2 separate regions of the Homo sapiens genome follow, and region 1 is linked to region 2. The links are chromatin loops, found by intact Hi-C in ENCODE. Cell type or tissue: mammary epithelial cell. All regions are shown on one strand. Each heading gives the region's core, and the rest is flanking DNA. Links, peaks and the distances in the headings are about the cores only.

What was found. Hi-C counts contacts between places; a loop is a spot of excess contacts. Peaks named below come from ENCODE experiments on the same cell type or tissue, not always from the same donor. Only the 100,000 strongest peaks of a DNase experiment are listed, where the experiment ranks them.
Region 1: it touches region 2 in a loop (13-fold over the local background); 1 of 110 quality-filtered maps calls a loop at or near these places.

The regions. Positions count from the first base shown.
Region 1 is chr1:159,538,572-159,546,785 of GRCh38, forward strand. No RefSeq gene overlaps it. Among named protein-coding and RNA genes, the nearest start is that of OR10J5, 6.7 kb to the left of the region's middle. In mammary epithelial cell, for the core only: no CTCF peak of the experiment used is centred there; no DNase peak of the experiment used is centred there.
Region 2 is chr1:159,174,787-159,179,786 of GRCh38, forward strand. The region is part of intron 1 of CADM3 (cell adhesion molecule 3); the gene reads left to right. It also overlaps the pseudogene RNA5SP60. Among named protein-coding and RNA genes, the nearest start is that of CADM3, 5.7 kb to the left of the region's middle. In mammary epithelial cell, for the core only: no CTCF peak of the experiment used is centred there; a DNase peak (open chromatin) is centred at 2,675; H3K27me3 peaks cover 102 bases.

The sequences.
Region 1 (8,214 bases), core at 1,268-6,267, 370 kb after region 2:
GGTACTACACCCACGGAGCCTTGCTCATTGCTAGCACAGCAGTCTGAGATCAAACTGCAAGGTGGCAGCGAGGCTGGGGGAGGGTCGCCCACCATTACCGAGGCTTGAGTAGATAAACAAAGCGGCCCGGAAGCTCGAACTTGGTGGAGCCCACCGCATCTCAAGGAGGCCTGCCTGCCTCTGTAGACTCTGCCTCTGGGGGCAGGGCATAGCCAAACAAAAGGCAGCAGAAACCTCTGCAGGCTTAAATGTCCCTGTCTGACAGCTTTGAAGAGAGAGTAGTGGTTCTCCCAGCATGCAGCTGGAGATCTGAGAATGGACAGACTGCCTCCTCAAGTGGGTCCCTGACCCCTGAGTAGCCTAACTGGGAGGCACCCCCCAGTAGGGGCAAACTGCCACCTCACAGGGCTGGGTACTCCTCTGAGACAAAACTTCCAGAGGAACGATCAGGCAGCAACTTTTGCTGTTCACCAATATTCGCTGTTCTGCAGCCTCCACTGCTGATACCCAGGCAAACAGGGTCTGGAGTGGACCTCTGGAAAACTCCAACAGACCTGCAGCTGAGTGTCCTGATTGTTAGAAGAAAAACTAACAAACAGAAAAGACACCCACACCAAAACCCCATCTGTACATCACCATCATAAAAGACCAAAGGTAGATAAAACCACAAAGATGGGGAAAAAACAGCAGAAAAACTGGAAACTCGAAAAAGCAGAGTGCCTCTCCTCCTCCAAAGGAACACAGCTCCTCACCAGCAACGGAACAAAGCTGGACAGAGAATGACTTTGACGAGTTGAGAGAAGAAGGCTTCAGATGATCAAACTTCTCCGAGCTAAAGGAGGAAGTTCAAACCAATGGCAAAGAAGTTAAAAACCTTGAAAAGATTAGATGAATGACTAACTAGAATAACCAATGCAGAGAAGTCCTTAAAGGACCTGATGGACCTGAAAACCATGGCATTAGAACTACGTGATGAATGCACAAGCCTCAGTAGCCGATTCGATCAACTGGAAGAAAGGGTATCAGTGATGGAAGATCAAATGAATGAAACGAAGCGAGAAGAGAAGTTTAGAGAAAAAAGAATAAAAAGAAATGAACAAAGCCTCCAAGAAATGTGGGACTATGTGAAAAGACCAAATCTACGTATGATTGGTGTACCTGAAAGTGACGGGGAGAATGGAATCAAGTTGGAAAACACTCTGCAGGATATTATCCAGGAGAACTTCCCCAATCTAGCAAGGCAGGCCAACATTCAAATTCAGGAAATACAGAGAACACCATAAAGATACTCCTCGAGAAGAGCAACTCCAAGACAAATAATAGTCAGATACACCAAAGTGGAAATGAAGGAAAAAATGTTAAGGGCAGCCAGAGAGAAAGGTCAGGTTACCCATAAAGGGAAGTCCATCAGACTAACAGCTGATCTCTCAGCAGAAACTCTACAAGCCAGAAGGGAGTGGGAGCCGATATTCAACATTCTTAAAGAAAAGAATTTTCAACCCAGAATTTCATATCCAGCCAAACTAAGCTTCATAAGTGAAGGAGAAATAGAATACTTTACAGACAAGCAAATGCTGAGAGATTTTGTCAGCACCAGGCCCGCCCAAAAAAAGCTCCTGAAGGAAGCACTAAACATGGAAAGGAACAACCAGTACCAGCCACTGCAAAAACATGCCAAATTGTAAAGACCATCGAGGCTAGGAAGAAACTGCATCAACTAAAGAGCAAAATAGCCAGCTAACATCATAATGACAGGATCAAATTCACACATAGTGATATTAACTTTAAATGTAAATGGGCTAAATGCTCCAATTAAAAGACACAGACTGGCAAATTGGATAAAGAGTCAAGACCCATCAGTGTGCTGTATTCAGGAAACCCATCTCACATGCAGAGACACACATAGGCTCATAATAAAGGTATGGAGGAAGATCTACCAAGCAAATGGAAAACAAAAAAAGGCAGGGGTTGCAATCCTAGTCTCTGATAAAACAGACTTTAACAAAGATCAAAAGAGACAAAGCAAGTCCTGAGTGACCTACAAAGACACTTAGACTCCCACACAATAATAATGGGAGACTTTAACACCCCACTGTCAACATTAGACAGATCAACAAGACAGAAAGTTAACAAGGATACCCAGGAGTTGAACTCAGCTCTGCACCGAGTGGACCTAATAGACACCTACAGAACTCTCCACCCCAAATCAACAGAATATACATTTGTTTCAGCACCACACCACACCTATTCCAAAATTGACCACATAGTTGGAAGTAAAGCACCCCTCAGCAAATGTAAAAGAACAGAAATTATAACAAACTGTCTCTCAGACCGCAGTGCAATCAAACTAGAACTCAGGATTAAGAAACTCACTCAAAACCGCTCAACTACATGGAAACTGAACACCCTGCTCCTGAATGACTACTGGGTACACAATGAAATGAAGCTGGAAATAAAGATGTTCTTTGAAATCAACGAGAACAAAGACACACATACCAGAATCTCTGGGACACATTCAAAGCGGTGTGTAGAGGGAAATTTATAGCACTAAATGCCCACAAGAGAAAGCAGGAAAGATTTAAAATTGACACCCTAACATCACAATTAAAAGAACTAGAAAAGCAAGAGCAAACACATTCAAAAGCTAGCAGAAGGCAAGAAATAACTAAGATCAGACCAGAATTGAAGGAAATAGAGACACAAAAAAACCTTCAAAAAATCAACGAATCCAGGAGCTGGTATTTTGAAAAGATCAACAAAATTGATAGACTGCTAGCAAGACTAATAAAGAAGAAAAGAGAGCAGAATCAAATAGACGCAATAAAAAATGATCAAGGGGACATCACCACTGATCCCACAGAAATACAAACTACCATGAGAGAATACTATAAACACATCTACGCAAATAAACTAGAAAATCTAGAAGAAATGGATATATTCCTCGACACATACACCCTCCCAAGACTAAACCAGGAAGAAGTTGAATCTCTGAATAGACCAATAACAGGCTCTGAAATTGAGGCAATAATTAGTAGCTTACCAACCAAAAAAAGTCCAGGACCAGATGGATTCACAGCCAAATTCTACCAGAGACACAAGGAGGAGCTGGTACCATTCCTTCTGAAACTATTCCAATCAATAGAAAAAGAGGGAATCCTCCCTAACTCATTTCATGAGGCCAGCATCATCCTGATACCAAAGCCTGGCAGAGACACACACAAAAAAGAGAATTTTAGACCAATATCCCTGATGAACATCAATGCAAAAATCCTCAAAAAAATACTGGCAAACTGAATCCAGCAGCACATCAAAAAGCTTATCCACTATGATCAAGTGGGCTTCATCCCTGGGATGCAAGGCTGGTTCAACATACGAAAATCAATAAATGTAATCCAGCATATAAACAGAACCAATGACAAAAACCACATGATTACCTCAATAAATGCAGAAAAGGCCTTTGACAAAATTCAACAACCTTCATGCTACAAACTCTCAATAAGGTATTGATGGGACAAATCTCAAAATAATAAGAGCTATCTATGACAAACCCACAGCCAATATCATACCAAATGGGCAAAAACTGGAAGCATTCCCTTTGAAAACTGGCACAAGACAGGGATGCCCTCTCTCACCACTCCTATTCAACATAGTGTTGGGAGTTCTGGCCAAGGCAATCAAGCAGGAGAAGGAAATAAAGAGTATTCAATTAGGAAAAGAGGAAGTCAAATTGTCCCTGTTTGCAGATGACATTATCATATATCTAGAAAACCCCATTGTCTCAGCCCAAAATATGTTTAAGCTGACAGGCAACTTCAGCAAAGTCTCAGGATACAAAACCCATGTGCAAAAATCACAAGCATTCTTATACAACAATAACAGACAAACAGAGAGCCAAATCATGAGTGAACTCCCATTCACAATTTCTTCAAAGAGAATAAAATACATAGGAATCCAACTTACAAGGGATGTGAAGGACCTCTTCAAGTAGAACTACAAACCACTGCTCAACGAAATAAAAGAGGATACAAACAAATGGAGGAATATTCCATGCTCATGGGTAGGAAGAATCAATATCATGAAAATGGCCATACTGCCCAAGGTAATTTATAGATTCAATGCCATCCCCATGAAGCTACCAATGACTTTCTTCACAGAATTGGAAAAAACTACTTTAAAGTTCATATGGAACCAAAAAAAGAGCTCGCCAAGTCAATCCTAAGCCAAAAGAACAAAGCTGGAGGCATCACGCTACCTGACTTCAACTATACTACAAGGCTACAATAACCAAAACAGCATGGTACTGGTACCAAAACAGAGACATAGACCAATGGAACAGAACAGAGCCCTCAGAAATAATACCACACATCTACAACTACCTGATCTTTGACAAACCTGAGAAAAACAAGCAATGGGGAAAGGATTCCCTATTTAATAAATGGTGCTGGGAAAACTGGCTAGCCATATGTAGTAAACTGAAACTGGATCCCTTCCTTACACCTTATTCCAAAATTTATTCAAGATAGATTAAAGACTTAAATGTTAGACCTAAAACCATAAAAACCCTAGAAGAAAACCTAGGCTTTACCATTCAGGACATAGGCATGGGCAAGGACTTCATGTTTAAAACACCAAAAGCAATGGCAACAAAAGCCAAAATTGACAAATCGGGTCTAATTAAACTAAAGAGCTTCTGCACAGCAAAAGAAACTACCATCAGAGTGAACAGGCAACCTACAGAATGGGAGAAAATTTTTGCAATCTACTCATCTGACAAAGGGCTAATATCCAGAATCTACAATGAACTCAAACAAATTTACAAGAAAAAAACAAACAACCCCATCAATAAGTGGGCAAAGGATATGAACAGACACTTCTCAAAAGAAGACATTTATGCAACCAACAGACACATGAAAAAATGCTCATCATCATTGGTCATCAGAGAAATGCAAATCAAAACCAAAATGAGATACCATCTCATGCCAATTAGAATGGCGATCATTAAAAAGTCAGGAAACCACAGGTGCTGGAGAGGATGTGGAGAAATAGGAACACTTTTACACTGTTGGTGGGACTATAAACTAGTTCAACCATTGTGGAAGTCAGTGTGGCGATTCCTCAGGGATCCAGAACTAGAAATATCATTTGACTCAGCCATCCCATTACTGAGTATATACCCAAAGAATTATAAATCATGCTGCTATAAAGACACATGCACACGTATGTTTATTGTGGCACTATTCACAATAGCAAACACTTGGAACCAACCCAAATGTCCAACAATGATAGACTGGATTAAGAAAATGTGGCACATATACACCATGGAGTACTATGCAGCCATAAAAAATGATGTGTTCATGTCCTTTGTAGGGACATGGATGAAGTTGGAAACCATCATTCTCAGCAAACTACCGCAAGGACAAAAAACCAAACACCGCATGTTCTCACTCATAGGTGGGAATTGAACAATGAGAACGCATGGACACAGAAAGGGGAACATCATACACCAGAGCCTGTTGTGGGGTGCAGGTAGGGGTGAGGGATAGCATTTGGAGATATACCTAATGTTAAACAATGAGTTAATGGGTGCAGCACACCAATATGGCACATGTATACATACGTAACAAACCTTCACGCTGTGCACATGTACCCTAAAACTTAAAGTATAATAAAAAAAAAAGCGTAACCCATAAAAGAACAAAATCACAAATCAAAAGCTTCTAACCTTCAAACAACATCGCTAGAAAAATTAAAAGGCTTGGGCAGGTGCAGTGGCTCATACCTGTAATCCCAGCTCTTTGGGAGGCTGAGACAATCTAACTACTTGAGGCCATGAGTTTGACACCAGCCTGGGCAACATGGCAAAACCTCATCTCTATTAAAAATACAAAAATTAGCTCATCTGGTGGCACACACCTGTAATCCCAGCTACTCAGGAGGCTGAGGCATGAGAATCACTTGAACCTGGGAGGTGGAGGTTGCAGTGAGCCAAGATTGTGCCACTGCACTCCAGCCTGGGTGACAGAGTGAGACCATATCAAAAAGAAAAAAAGAAAAGAAAGAAAGAAAAGATAAATGAAAAGGAAAACCGCAAGTAGGAGTAAATATTTACAATACATATGTCTAAAATTGTAACTAGCATATATAAAGAATTCTTATAATTCAATAATAAGACATTTTTCATGGACAAAATATTTGAAGAGACATTTCACAAAAATAAGATATAGAAATGGTCAGTAAGCACAGGAAAGAATGCTCAACATCATTAGCCATTAAAAACTTGTAAAATAAAACCACAATGAGATACCACTGCATGCCCATTTGAATGGCTGACATTTAAAAGCCTAACAACAAAGAATTTTGGCAAGTAAGTAAAGAAGTTGAAGCTTAAACATTGCTGGTGGAAATGTAAAATAGAATCATCAAGTTGGAGAACAATTTGGCAGTTTTTTATAAAGTTAAATATGTACTTACTCCATGACTCAGTAATTTTTTCTACATGTTGACACAATAGGAATGAAAACATGTGTCCACATAGAGACAGGTAAGTGTAAATGGCCCTCTCAGCTTTCTTCCTGAATGTCAAAAAACTGCAAATAACCCAATTGTCCAAGAAATAATGCATCCATATAATGAAACACTGCTCAGCAATAAGAGGAACAAATTTCTAATACTAACAGCAATATGGCTGAATCTTTAAAACAGTATGTTGAATCAAGTCAGAAACAAAAGAGTTAATACTGTATGATTCTATTTATATGATACTCTAGAAATACAAATCTAATTTATACTGACAAAAAAAGTGGTTGCCAGAATTGCTGGGGAATTGCCAAAAAAGAACACAAGGGAACTTACTGGGGTAAAAAAAATGTTATTGATTGTGAAGGTGATAATACAGGTGCATAAATTTGTCAAAACTCTCAAAAATGTATACCAAAAAAACGGTAAACTTTGTTACGTTATATTTTAATTGTATTGCATTGTATTATATTATGTCATGTAATATTATATTGTATCATACTGCATTATACTTCATCAAAGTTAATTCATTTGGGCATGAATAAGATTTTATCCCTAGGAATCTGTTGCTACTAGACTTACCATCCTTTAGGTGGGCTTATTATGATGGAAGAAACATTGGAATTGACTGGGACTTGGGAAATCTGGAACCTGATCTGGAGTCTGTCAATGTCAAAACATGTGGTCTGGGGCAAATATGTCTCCATGGCCTCAAATGCAAAATAAGAAGCTTAAACAAGATTGTCTCTAAGTTCTAATATACTAATCATATATCACTTATCTGGTCTGGTAAGCACAACTCTGCTGGGCTGATAAGGCCCTGCACTATCAGACTATTCTTACACAGCCAATCTGCCATCTTCACTATCTCCTCCACTGCAAAAAAAAAAAAAAAAAAAGCCAACCTTCCCAGGGTCTAGGAACATTCCAATACCCCTTGTCAAAGCTGTGCCTGTGTTCATATTTTTCTTCTTGCCTGGGCTGACCTCCACTCCCTGTTGCCCACCCAGATTCCAAGTCCTCTGTGCTTGGAAGCACATCCTCATCACTCTCAGTACTTTCTTAACATAAAACCCCCAAATGAAATTATATTCTTATTCTTCGCTTAAATACAGAATTTTTAAATCACCAAATTAGATCTATTTTTAATGTTTAAAAATTGTTTCTTAGGAGTATTTCAAGACTCAGCTCATTGCCTAGCATCTTCATGAAATCATCTCACAACAACCCTGCTTCTCACTTCTCTTTCTTTCATAAAGCCTATACCCAAGCTGGAGGCAGCTTGCACCAGCTCACCAGAGAAGATTGCTAACATTCTTTCTCAGCTCCATATTCTGTAGTATCATCTGGGTAGATTAAGATCTACTGTAGAGAAATAGTGTTAACTGAGAAATGGACAATCAGTATCAGGACTATTTTTTTTCCTGGAGAGCTGATTGTTAAACATCTACCAACACACCACTGCCTTCATCCTTGTACCATATGCTGTGGCCCAGTCCATGTTATCTTGCATTGTTGTCTGTTTTCTCCCATGTGTCAGTCTTATTTCCCAAATTAGATTGTAAACAGTTTGAAAGAATGTGCCAGGGCTGTTAAATCTTCTCAGTCCTTCACACAATTCACTCAGAGAATCCTTCAATATGTACTAGGTGACTGAAGAGTATGAAGAATCTAGAATTATTATTGCATTATAATTGG
Region 2 (5,000 bases), core at 1-5,000:
GACATAAGTCCTGTGAACTTAATGTGTCCTCTCTCTGGTGAGCAGCTCAATATTCAACACTGTGACCAGCTTTCTTGGGCTCTTCCTTCTGAAGTTATTTCCAGCACTCTGTGACTTGGCCTAGGGTAAAGATAGATAGACGGATAGCCTCTCTTTGTTTCAGATAAGGTTATAGCAATTTAACCTTGTACTGCACTGCCCCACACATGAACATCTATTTCTTCTCAATGACCTCTGTCCACTACCATTCATTCTACAGCCCCCTGGCCAGATGCCCAGTGAGGACATCATGCCCAATGTGCCACAGAAGTCCAGCAGGCATTCACTCTAGTGCTGTCCACAGATCTGTTTGGCAGATCAACTCCATCCAGTTTCTGTTCCTAGTTGCAGCTGTAACTGTTCTGTTGCTGTTCCTGTTCTCCTCCTAGTTGCAGCTGTAACTCTTGGGAAGGATATGCTCTCCTTTTAGACATGTGCATTTTCTGGCACAGAAAAGTTAAGACCATCACAGAGACACTTGCATAGCAGAGTTTAGTTAATTCCATGAAGAATCAGTGTGTTTCATGTAGGTCCTAATGTATGTAACGTCAACTGCCTACCCAGCAGTTATGCCATTCTATTCTAAGCTTCTCCATAGATCTGGATAGCACTGTTAGTTTTAATAGTTTCCTCTAGGGCAGCAGTTTTCTCATTTGTTTTTAAAACAAAGATGTGAGACATTTTTAACAAATGAGGAAAACATATCAAAGGAGAATGCTGTTGTTGAAATGGTGAAGTAAGACCTATATCCCTTTTCCCTGTCTTACTGGCTTTTACACATTCTTATAATCCTTAAGGAACTACCTGGGGTTCTACCACACAGTTCAAAATCCTCTGTCCTAGACTGATAGAATGAGCCAGCTTACTACCCTTAGGCTCTTTCTCTTTCCTCTTCCAACTGAAGAAGAAAGAAGGTCCAAATCTAATTGCAAGAGTGCCTTGTTGGAGATATTCACTATTCACTTGGAGAGAGTGACTCATAGTTCTGCAGCCATAAAATTCCAGAGACAGCATCGCTTTGGCGTTCTGGTTACTTTGAAATAACAAACTGAGAGGTTGTGCCATTGCTCTGTAAATTCTTAGATTTGATTTTGGTACTTCTTGATGTTACTACTTTCTTGCAGTCCAAATAATATGTAAAACAGGATCAAAAGTTTATTTTCCTTAAATCACTTGGTAGGAAAAAATATCACCAGAGAAAGAAAACCCCTGGGGCTGTGACTAGTCTTATTCTTTGTTGTTTCCTACTCCAGTGGAACTGCATACTGGCTCAACAATCCCTTTTTTGTCATCTAATTCTCAGTAATGGAATTTTACCTAAGGATGGTGATCTAGGTTCCAGATTCTTGTTGAAAGCAAGCTGTGGATTGGACCAGCTACTTACTGACTACTGAGTGAAAAATTCAAAGTTATTATAAAGTTTTGGTAATTATATTTTCTTTTATTTTTCATGTTAGAATGTAATGTTTCATGTTTAACACTGACTATAGGCCCATGTACTAGAACATTTTGTTTCCTGTATGGGGTCTTGTTTTAGAGGTCCACCCTTAATCTCTGAGAATAGCAATCCCCATGGAAATGCTTACAAAAGACAGAGAGAAACAAACCATCAGAAAAGGACCCTGGAGAAGCAAGCCATCAGAAAAAGATTCTGTTTCTAAGAACTTGCTCCGATTAAGTATAAATACTTCAGGTCATCATAAAATGAAGAAGAACAAGTTTCCAGGGCTAGAGACCTGTTTCTGCCTCTGGGATCAGCAGTAGTGATGATTTTTTACAAGGTCAGAACCAGCTGGTGCCCAGGGCTCCAATAACTACCCAAGTAAAAACCCAGTCCAATTCTGTTATATATGACAAGAAGATCCATCCCTTCTAGTACAGAGAAGTCGAGCTCTCAAGAGGCTTGAACGCATGAATCTGTTGAGATTTTTACACAATAGAAGCTAAGATGCTAAGAAGTAAAGGTACATATTCTTCACTGAAGCAGCAACTACTAAAGAATCATTTCTTTCTTTACCAAAATTTTCCTAAGCCTTAAGGCCGTCATCAAATTCCTCAACTAACAGAGAAACTTCTAAATCCTGAGAACAATACTCTTCTTAAGAGGCATGATTCCATACCTCTCTTCTAGTGTGATTGTCTGAACTACTTACAGCAATTTTGGATACATTGGGACATTCTGAGTCTGATACGTCTCATACCCTACCTGACGAAAATACATATTTTGACTTTCTTGCATCCTACTGTCTCTGAGGGGGCACAGGCTCTCTGTTCCCTCTTTAGAAGATAGGCCTAATTTTACTCACGGTAAGTTGTAGCACATTAAAAGCCCCTCCATCACCACTAATATCTAGGTATTTAACATAATCACAGAAGATCATGTTGACAAACTGAGTCTGGTGGTGGTCCTCATTTTTCAGCACAGTCTCTTGACTGTGTATCAACCAGACAGGTTCAAATAAAGCACTTCAGGAGGCCTTATAGAGCAAGTGATGAGCGTAGAGTGATCCTAATAGAAGCCATGATGTCTGTTCTTTTAGTTCCTGTGCTTGAGAGCTGGCTGCCTTACCCCGTGATCCCAGTTCCCCTGTTCTTTATGGAGCAAACTATTATACCTGTGCTTTGAGCTCTCCATGGTGCTAGCCCCTGACAGTGACACTCCAGGCTTTTCTTGTTGCTCTCCATGGTCCTGTTTTACCTCCAAGTTTCATAATCTCCTTATTCTCCACAGTGCAGTCCCCAGAACAGGGCTGAAATCTCCCTCCCTGCCACCACAAACACACAGGTTCTTGGTTATGCTCCCCGACCTGTTCCACCACAAACACATGACAAAACTCTGAGATATAGATCTAGAAAGTCCTCACAGCCATCTGATCAACTGCAGAAAGGGAACAGAAGGGCAAGCAATTCTTAGGTTAAAAAAGAAGTGCTAGAAGGTTTTTGTAAGATGCTCAGGAAATTGTGGCCTACAGTGACCTCAAATGGCCTCAAAAGAACTGAATGTTTTGTCATATCTGGATTCATAGATTAAAAATACAACTATATATAGTTCTGTTTTAGATTGAGATAGTATTGCTCTTATATGATAACAATATACAGTTGTACTTTGGTATCCATGAAGGATTGGTTCCAGGACCTCCCACAGATACTAAAATCTGCAGATGCACAAGTCCTTGATATCAAATGGAGTGGCATTTGCATATAACCTATGCACATTCTCCTGTATACTTCGTTATCTCTAGATTACTTATAATACCATATACAATCTAAATGCTATGTAAATAGTTGTTTTACTGTATTGTTTAGGCAATAACGACAGGGGAAAATGTCTATACAAGTTTAGTACTGGCACAGCTTTTAAAAATATTTTCAATCTGCAATTGATTGAATCTATGGAGGTGGAACCCATGTATATGCAGGATTGACTGTATACACTATAAGTGTGGAATGTAAAATGAATCCTACCCAGTTTATAAACATGTACCTCTTAATAGCACTCTGAGCATGACAACCAACTCTAACTTTCCTGTCATGGTGCTTTTTTACCCTTTTCCCTCAACCTTAGCAAAGACAATACATAACAATGGGTTATCAGAATAGATAATGGAGGAATCCAGTAAATGAGAGGCATAGAAAGCAAGTATCAAGTGTACATCCATACCGTCCTGAACGCACCGGCTCTTGTCTGATCTCGGAAGCTAAGCAGGGTTAGGCCTGGTTAGTACATGTATAGGAGAAAACAAATATCAAAATCTTGACTTAACTTCCCCACCTTTATAACCACCTTGTACAAAACTAAATGGCTTTAAATATAACCATCTTCTCCCAGAGCACAGGTCCTTGGCCATATCTCAGTAGATGCATCTTTAAACTCTACTCTGCTATGCTTTAAGGGTACCTTCCAATAAGCTGATGATATCAAACGGCGTAGGGAGCTGAGAGTGCTCAGCCCGTCAGTCTTAGATTAGCCAGCCTGTTCTTCACATCGCATCAGAACTACACAAGCTTCTCATCCCCTAAATGCTGATTTTCCCATGTCAATTTATGGATAAGAGTTAATATAATAGTTAATACTTATGAGTGACCTACAGCAGAGTCTAGTTGGAGAGGCAGGCTTCCAGGATGAATTTCCAGGACTCCTCTTTCATTTCTTCATTTGAAACAAGGAGAAACTTCATTCCTCAAGGACAGGTAATGAGAGTGATTTATCTCTATGAGCGAGGCTTCAGCAAGACAGAATTAGGGTTATAGTAACAGCTGGAGTGTCTCCCATCTACTCATCTTCCTAAGCCCCCTGTTCTCATGAAGAGCAGGCAGGTTTCAGAAAGGACTCAAATACAGAAATCTCAACATATTTTTCAGCACATATATCATTCTTTAATGTGAACTCTTACCCCTGGGATTCTTCAAGATTCTCTTCTCTCTCTCTCTTTCTCTTGGAAGTCTCCAAGAGAACAATAAGAAAGCTAAATAACTTAAAGAACAAACTAAAATGTTGTCTTCTCTAAGGATTTATTTTCCCTTTCCCCAGCTAGACTTACACTAACTGTGTATTGATTGCTAATTATAAGCACCTTTGGCTCATTTACTTCTAGTTCAGGGTCAAGAAGGTCAGGTGCATCACCTTGCTCTAGAGAGAAAAAAGAAAAAGTAATGAAGGCTGATGTCTCAGGCACTCATCTGTAGGCTAGCCATTATTCATTTCTCCCCTTTCTTCATATACTCCCAAATACTGGCAAGGTAGGATGAAGAACTAGTACTTCTGACAACAGATTTTATTGGAAATATGCAGATTCTTGTTTCATATTTTACTTTTACCCTTCTATGACCTGGCGCTTTGCTTCCAATTCTGATTTCAGTAAGTATATCAATGAGAGGTAACTTGGAACTTAGCATAGCAGTCAGTCAGTCTGAAGAGCCTGGAGCTGAGTTCTTGAGTTATTATAAAATGAGAAGCCAGT